Linked DNA regions of Homo sapiens: region 2 is linked to region 1. Evidence: chromatin contacts called from ENCODE Hi-C or POLR2A ChIA-PET data. All regions are on one chromosome and are shown on one strand. The core of a region is the stretch at or near the end of the contact, and the rest is flanking DNA. Distances in the headings are between cores, read along the strand shown.

The links. A loop is a pair of places that touch in the nucleus more often than their neighbours do. ChIA-PET counts read pairs that join two places held with the same protein, here RNA polymerase II (POLR2A). Pooled maps may share reads with other maps.
Region 2: a map of endothelial cell of hepatic sinusoid shows a loop between it and region 1 (3-fold over the local background). The contact joins two enhancer-like sites. A Hi-C loop is called at or near these places in 1 of 168 maps with a recorded cell type or tissue (endothelial cell of hepatic sinusoid) and 3 of 50 pooled maps. POLR2A ChIA-PET finds 5 or more read pairs at or near these places in 5 of 52 experiments (CD4-positive, alpha-beta memory T cell, Caco-2, activated CD4-positive, alpha-beta T cell and 2 more).

Annotation. Positions count from the first base shown.
Region 1 is chr3:56,823,395-56,827,067 of GRCh38, forward strand. It overlaps a transcript of ARHGEF3 not described here. Among named protein-coding and RNA genes, the nearest start is that of ARHGEF3, 23 kb to the left of the region's middle. Within about 2 kb of position 1,810, at least 2 of the 41 ENCODE cell types and tissues checked have a DNase peak (open chromatin) inside an H3K27ac peak, as active enhancers do.
Region 2 is chr3:56,885,532-56,889,204 of GRCh38, forward strand. It overlaps a transcript of ARHGEF3 not described here. Among named protein-coding and RNA genes, the nearest start is that of ARHGEF3-AS1, 53 kb to the right of the region's middle. RefSeq lists a silencer at 2,000-2,059. Within about 2 kb of position 1,565, at least 4 of the 41 ENCODE cell types and tissues checked have a DNase peak (open chromatin) inside an H3K27ac peak, as active enhancers do.

The DNA of each region.
Region 1 (3,673 bases), core at 560-3,059:
CAGCCAGGCATATCCTAACTGCATCTACCAGACTGCTAATCACCTCAAAATCCAACCCCACAGCCCAGCCTCCTGTTCTCACTTTTCTCCTCCTGCCCTTCACCTTGCTTGGAAAGACACATCTGACTGGCTCCCAGAATCAAGTTCACTGGGAGATTGTGGACTTGGAAGTGCTTTGGAATCTATGAAATGCTCTACAGATGGGAGGTTATCTTGATTAAAAAGCTGATATGTGCCCTTGTGTATTTCTTTTGCCATAAATGAATTCCAGAGATGTTCCTTGGGGAGAGAAAGAAAACCCCAAATAACTAGACCCCAGGTTATTTTAACTGCCAGAACCAGGGTTGCAATAAATAATCAGCTTCTTATGACAAAGCTTTTGTAACTGCCCAGGGGATAATTATCACCTGAAAAAGGCACTAATCTGTGAGCCAAACCACATGACCATTTGTGAGTCTATGTGGTATTTGTCAGTACCTGTCACCAAGATAACAGCTTAATCTTGAAAAGGGGAGTAAGAATATGTTAGAGGAGACTTTCAAGAGATTCCCCTTTAAAAAACTAAACAAAGAGAAAAGATCTTGAGGAAAGGAAAAAAAAAAAAAAAAAAACAGAACGAGCCAGATGGACGAGAAGGCTGTACTAAAACCAGTCCTTCAGGGAGTTAGTGCAAACTTTTGTCAAAGATTATGGAAAAGCTACTGTTTCAAAGCCTGTGGACATCAGAGGAAAAAACACAAGAGATAGTTTGCTTAACAGAGAGCTTTAAGCAATTCAAGTTCAAACAGAATTCCAGGAATTAAGAAGAGAGGAAATTGCAAGGTGCTTTGCAAACCACTGCAAAGAAAAAGATGTTTACAAAATGTCAGTGATAAAAATGGAGATTTTGTTGTGGTGGTATTTATTTTGGAGGGGGAAGGAGTAAGAATGGGACATAACAATAGTAATAGTAATCATAAATGGTTGCTTTACTAGCAGCCAGGCTTTTTTGATCACAATTAGGGGCAGCATTGTGCTGAGCACTTTGTAAGTATCATCTCCTTTAATCCCCAGGACAACCTTTAGAGCTCAATCCTTCTAATGACTCCCATTATAGATGAGGAAACTGAGATTCGGTCAGGCTCTACTACTTCTTTGAGGTCAGAGTGACAGGATTATGATTCAAACCCAAATTTGCTTAAAAGCCTAGCCTTTGAACCATTTACACACTAGTATATAATTACCAGGTCTCACAGCTCAATACTGTTTTTGAAGATTATTGGCAATTATTAAGTTCAGAGCTGATGACCAGCTTGGTCAGCTTTCCACGTGCTTGCCTTCTTTCCTAAAGATAAAATGAGAGGAATGAACTACTATCCAGTCCACTTTAGCAATTGTTTAGGGTGTTTTCTGGAAACTGTGGGAAGGAATGGATTAGAAAAATCTAGGAGTTCATTTATAGCCCATCATTAAGAGCTAATGATATAACAGGATTCTCAGAGTAAAACACTTCAGTGGCATCACTGTTTAAAGATTTTGTTAAACGATGTATACCTGTAAAAAAGAGTGAAGAAACTCTGTGAGGTGACAAGGTCAGGGTGACACAAGCCAGTTAATTATGCAGCACTGTTAGGAATCCATATACTGGAGTGTAGCAGCCCCAGTCTGGATTCTGATTCCACCAGTAATTTGCTCTGAGACCCTGGGTGAGTGAGTAATCTTTCTGAGCCTCAGTTTCCTCGCCTATAAAATGGGGATGAAAAGAGTACCTCCCTCATAGGGCTATTGTGAAAACTGCATGAGATGATGCAGTGAAGGCACAGGGCACAGTGCCAGGCATGGTAAACGTCAGCTAATATTCCTGGCACAGCCAACAAAGTAGCCATGCCACTCCATTTACAGAGACCCCTGCACTCCACGCCACATTCTTCACAAGCTATAGAATATTCAGGTGTGGAATGAGTTCTAAAATGACGTTCACAAAAGCACCAATTTAAGAATCCAGCCCAATTTGAGACCTCATTCTTTTTCCAAACTATAGTCAGCAGTTGGGAAGAGGGAAACAATCCCTCTCTATGTTCTTTTCTGCTGGGATTTGGTATTTGACAAATGCCAATTACATGATGATAGCTTTTCTGACAAATTCCATTTAGGATCTCAGAAACCCATCATCAGTAATAGGCAGCAACATTTTCTGTTTGTTTAGTTTTATTTTGTAATGCAGTTGAGAATCGACTAAAGTTATTGCTCTTATCACATGACAGCAACTCGGTGAGGCTTCATTTTTATAGGCTTAACAGAGTCCATCTACTCTATTCAAGACTTTCATTGTTTGTGATGCTGGCCACCTGGAGCCAATTATTTAAGAGCTTCAAGAACAAGCAGCTCATACTGCGGTGCATTCTGGGGCTTTGGCTCACTCAGCTTTGGTTCCTCCCTTTTCTGATCATGGCTCTACAACTTTCTTTAGGGAAACTGCCTCTCCCCAATTCTCGGAGCTTATGGTTAAAATGGGACTGAGCCTGCTATCAGTTTCTTTGGGAGTACATGTGACTCAGGACTGACCAATCAGCAACCCTTCCTTCTAGTAACTGGTTCAGTTCCTTCTAGTAACTGGTTCAGGAAGAGGCATGAGAACCAGGCTTGGGATTTTTGCAAGAGAAACTAGACAAGAAAGTACCCTTAAGTTAGAAGGGGGTAAGCTTGGCACTCATTGTTTGTGGTCATCTTTCTACCAGAAGGGGAGAGCATATCTGAGAATGAAAGCAACAAGGAAAAATGAAAGCTGAGAAGTGAGGAGAAAAAGAGATTCCTAAGCAAAAATAAGCACCTGGATCCAGCCATGCCTGAAGGTTTGACTGTTACATAAGCATGACACCTGGTCTTTTCTGTTACCTAAACATAAATTCTCTATTTGCTTAAAGAAATTTGAGCTATGTTTCTGTCACAACTAGAAGCATTTTGATTCAAATATATACAAAAGAGACTCTACCACATAAATGAGTAGCTGCCTTCTTACTTTTTTGCACTATTCAGGATTTATATTATATATCTAAGTCTTGCTTCCCTCAACAAGATCATAAGCTCTTTGAGACTAGGAGACAAGCATAATAACCTATTGATACAGCCATACACTTTGGCCAAAAACAAACCCATGAGGGCTAAGGAATTATTTCATAACGATATCAAAGAGAAGAAAGTAGGAAAATGTCAAGGATGTTTCACAGGTTAGGTTTTGAAGGCTGATGGCATGGGGAGTCAGGGATCTCATAAGTATCCAAAGCTACCTCCAAAAGCTTCATTTGTTTAGTTGCCCACTCCTGAACCTCACATTTTACACTTTACCAGCTCAGCAGATGGAAAACCCCTACCAAAGTATCAGACTAAAGGTCTTCTAACTAGAACTGTGAAGAACTCACTGCTTGTCACCCAATGGTACCAATAAATCTGCTTTTTTGCTTAAATGAAAATTCACTACCCCAAATATTCTTCATATGCCAACTCTGACCACATTTGGATAGGATAATTTTATTTGAGTGCTTTAAAAAGTGTTTTTTTATTTTTTAATTTTTTTTCACATTGTATACCAGGATAAGCACCAAATACATCAAAGATGTAAATGTAAATATGAAAACATAAAAGAGAAGAAGATGGGCCTTTCCCTAGTGTAGGAAAGACCTTGCTAACTATGACT
Region 2 (3,673 bases), core at 315-2,814, 62 kb after region 1:
TAGATGCACATTGATGCAGGAAAGTGAATAATAAGAGAAGCTCCTCTCCTCACAGGCATGCAGCCCTCTCCAGACCAATTCAACACACTACCCAGCTTTGGAGCCAAGCCTCATGAGTTCCCCCAACCCAGTTCCTGCCAGATACTGCCACCTGCTCCAAGTGTCAAATCCAGAAGACAAATGGCCTCCAATGGTCTTTTTAATTCAGCCATAGACAGTCAATCTGGGATAGAATGATCTCCTTAAGGAACCCACATGTTTTATAAAATAAAAACTGCATGAATTATGAAAATGAATTTTCTTTTCAATTTTCTTACATAGGGAGGTGACTGACCACTGCCAGCAACAAAAAAGTAGCCTGAAGTTTAAACTCTGGGCTCAGAACGAAAATTTCACAAACCATCACTAAGTCACTTGTTCATTTGCTCTGTGTTCACTGAGCACTTTTGACACGCAAAACCCCATTCTGGGTCCTTGGATATAGCAGTGAATGAGCCAGGCATGTTCCCTGCCCACTAGTTTGGAGTAAAAATAAAACAAAGTAATTACAGATTGTGATCTCTGTCATGAATGAGTCAGATAAGGTGCTAAGACAGAGGCTAGCAGGGCAGACCCATTTTAGAAAGATAATTTTATTTAATTGTTTTCTGGGTTTTGGTTGACCTTTTCATGAGACATAAGCCCATGAAGGCAGGACTTGGTCAGTCATGCTCACAGTCCCAGAGCCTGGGACAATCCCTGGTACACAGCCAGCTTCCCTTAAAATAGGATTTCTGGATTTTGTTGATCCTCTTGGTCCTCCTCCCTTTGCTTGTCTTCTTCACTAATTGCCCAACTCGAGAGGGCCACAGGAAGAGAGAACAGAAAGGACCTGGTGAAGAAGGGCGTACAGATGGAAACACCACATAAAGACATTTCACGCTCTACCCAGGAACTGGGATTTCTAGAATATTGGGGTGTTGACCTCATGCCAGTGATCTACAGAGTAGCTCATGGAAGAAATCACCAGTTGGAAATAAGCCACGGAAACATAAACAAATGAGCATCTCAGAAAGCAGAGAGTGCAACAGGACACGGCACTCACTTTGAACTTCACTGGAGCTACTACTACTAATAATTCACACTGATAATAATGAAAGCTTTAGCCTATTGAACGCTCACTACATGTCAGGCACAGAGCTAAATCCTTATATGCATGATCTCATTTGATCCTCATAACTACCCCATGAGGTAGGTGGATAATGGTTATCATCTCCATTCTACAGAGTAGGAGATGAAGGCTCAAAAAGGGGCAGGAATTTGTCCAGGGTTTCATGATTAGCAAGTGGCAGAGCCTGGATTCAAATCCAGGTCTTTCCTACTTCAAACTATGTGCTTCCCCACCATGCTGTCCCGTCCCAGAGTCTGGGATGGCACATCAGACCTGCACAGAAGGTCTAGGAAGGTGTTGAGCATGAGGAATATGGCAAGAAAATAACCTTTATTCTACTAGAGAGACTGGTCTTCAAGACCACAGCACACACTGTCTAGACCAAATCAATTTTGTGGTCCTTTCTAGTTTTAAGAGCTATCAGTGTCTGCTATCAGGTAGCAGGCATTGGTGGCAAGCACTGGTGGCAAATAGGTTACGTCTCACTTGCCATCCAGAATGTCTGGTAGTGTTTGTTTGGAGCACTGTATTGAGAAGGACTGCACAGCATAGCAAGCCAGAGAATGCTGTGATCACAATTAGCAACATGTGCTGGGGAACGAATTGGGGCACAGCAGCAAGGGCGTCCCGCTGCCTAGAATAACCCCATTTCCTTCTTGAGTTCTGCTTCTCCTGCCTTGGGAGGCTACAGTATTATACCTGGGATCTTGGGAGGTATCAGGAGGAGGCTGAGACTCTGGGATGTTATCTGTAGAGTAGAAATAATGCCTTCCAGGTTAGGGTGTTGTGAGGATCATAGATGTTGGGTGACAAGACCTGGCACATAGTAAGTGCACAGTAAGTGGCAGCTCCTGTTATGAATTGCCCACAGGAAGTAAAAAATGCCATTTTACTTCCTCTGCATAAAAAACCACTGATCAGTTACCTGGGGGCGTTCCCAGGCAGGAAGGGCACTGTGTGTGAACTGTGCATTTGCACACTTGGTCTGACAGGTTCCCAGCCAATTTGAGGAGCCAAGGACCCACCCTGTTATTCTTGTCAAATTTACTGAAGCAAAGGCACAGTCCACTTCCCTTTCAACCATGAAAACAAAGCACCTTCGGTGAGCCCAATAATTGTGCTGTAGTCTCTGCACTCTGATTTCAGCACATAACTTTAACCCCTCAGTGCCCTGTGCTGAGCAGTAGGTCAGTGAATAATTTCTAAATGGGTGACTAAAAGAAAGAATGAATAAAGGAGGCCAGTGTTTTTGAGGTGACACCTTTCCCTTTCATTAACCACCTGGTGGCAAAAGGGCAGCCAAAATTAAATCAAAAACCTCAAAAGTGAAGGTCATTGAAGGCTTAAATTCTTCAACCTCAAATCTCCTTGGAGAAAAAACCTGCCCATTCAAGCTAAGATTCTTGTTTTTCAAATAAGAGCTTTTTTTTTTTTTTTTCTTACCAGCAGGGGCATTTATTTTCCTTAAAATGCACAGACATGTTAAAAGAAATTACAGTTGTTTAGACATTGGTCCAAGTGGGACATTGGCCATTTCCACTCCTACGAAAAGGAATGTCAGATCTGTTCAAGGGTGAGGCACATCCCTGACCAACGAATCTATCCATGTACTGCCCTGGGCGACAGTCTGGGGACTCAGTCTCTGTGCTTTAAGAGCAAGTAATCCAAGATTGATAACACCTCAGATGGAAAGGGAACATCCAGCTGAACCAAACCCTAAATGAACTTAATGGGCACCTGACCCCTTTGTCTCAATGCCACGTGCCTATATGGGGGTGGGGAGAAAGGCAGTTACAGAGGAGAATTTGTGGGCACAATAGACCTGCATGTAGTCTCTAAGTCCTTAGCCCTGCAGGTTATATATTTGCTATAGACCACTTTCTAGAAGTGCTCAAGTGCTGAAAAAACCCTACCACTGCTTCTTAAAAAAGCAACCAGGGGCCAGGCATGGTGGCTCACGCCTGTAATTCCAGCACATTGGGAGGCCGAGGCAGTTGGATCACCTGCGGTCAGGAGTTCCAGACCAGCCTGGCCAATATGGTGAAACCCCGTCTCTACTAAAAATGTAAAAATTAGCTGGGCATGATTGTGTGCACCTGTAATCTCAGCTACTTGGGAGGCTGAGGCAGGAGAATCGCTTGAACCTGGGAGACGGAGGTTGCGGTGAGCCGAGATCGCACCATTGCACTCCAGCCTGGGCAATAAGAACGAAACTCCATCTCAAAAAAAAACAAAAACAAAAACAAAAAACAAAAATGACCAGGGGGTCCCTTTGCTAATTTGCAATAGAGCAAAGTCCTGTGCATATTCCAATGGGAGGTCTCATGGAGATATGGGTATTCCTGGAAGGATCAAGTGAACATTGCCAGAGACTCGTTACTGCCTCTGCTTGAGAGATCCTGCTAGCTTGACCTTCACCTGAACCTTTCGACCCACTTTCACAAACATTATTGTTTCCAGGACACTCTGTGGCTATCTCTTTTTAGGGTTGGCTACCTTCTGATATCACAAGGCAGACATCTG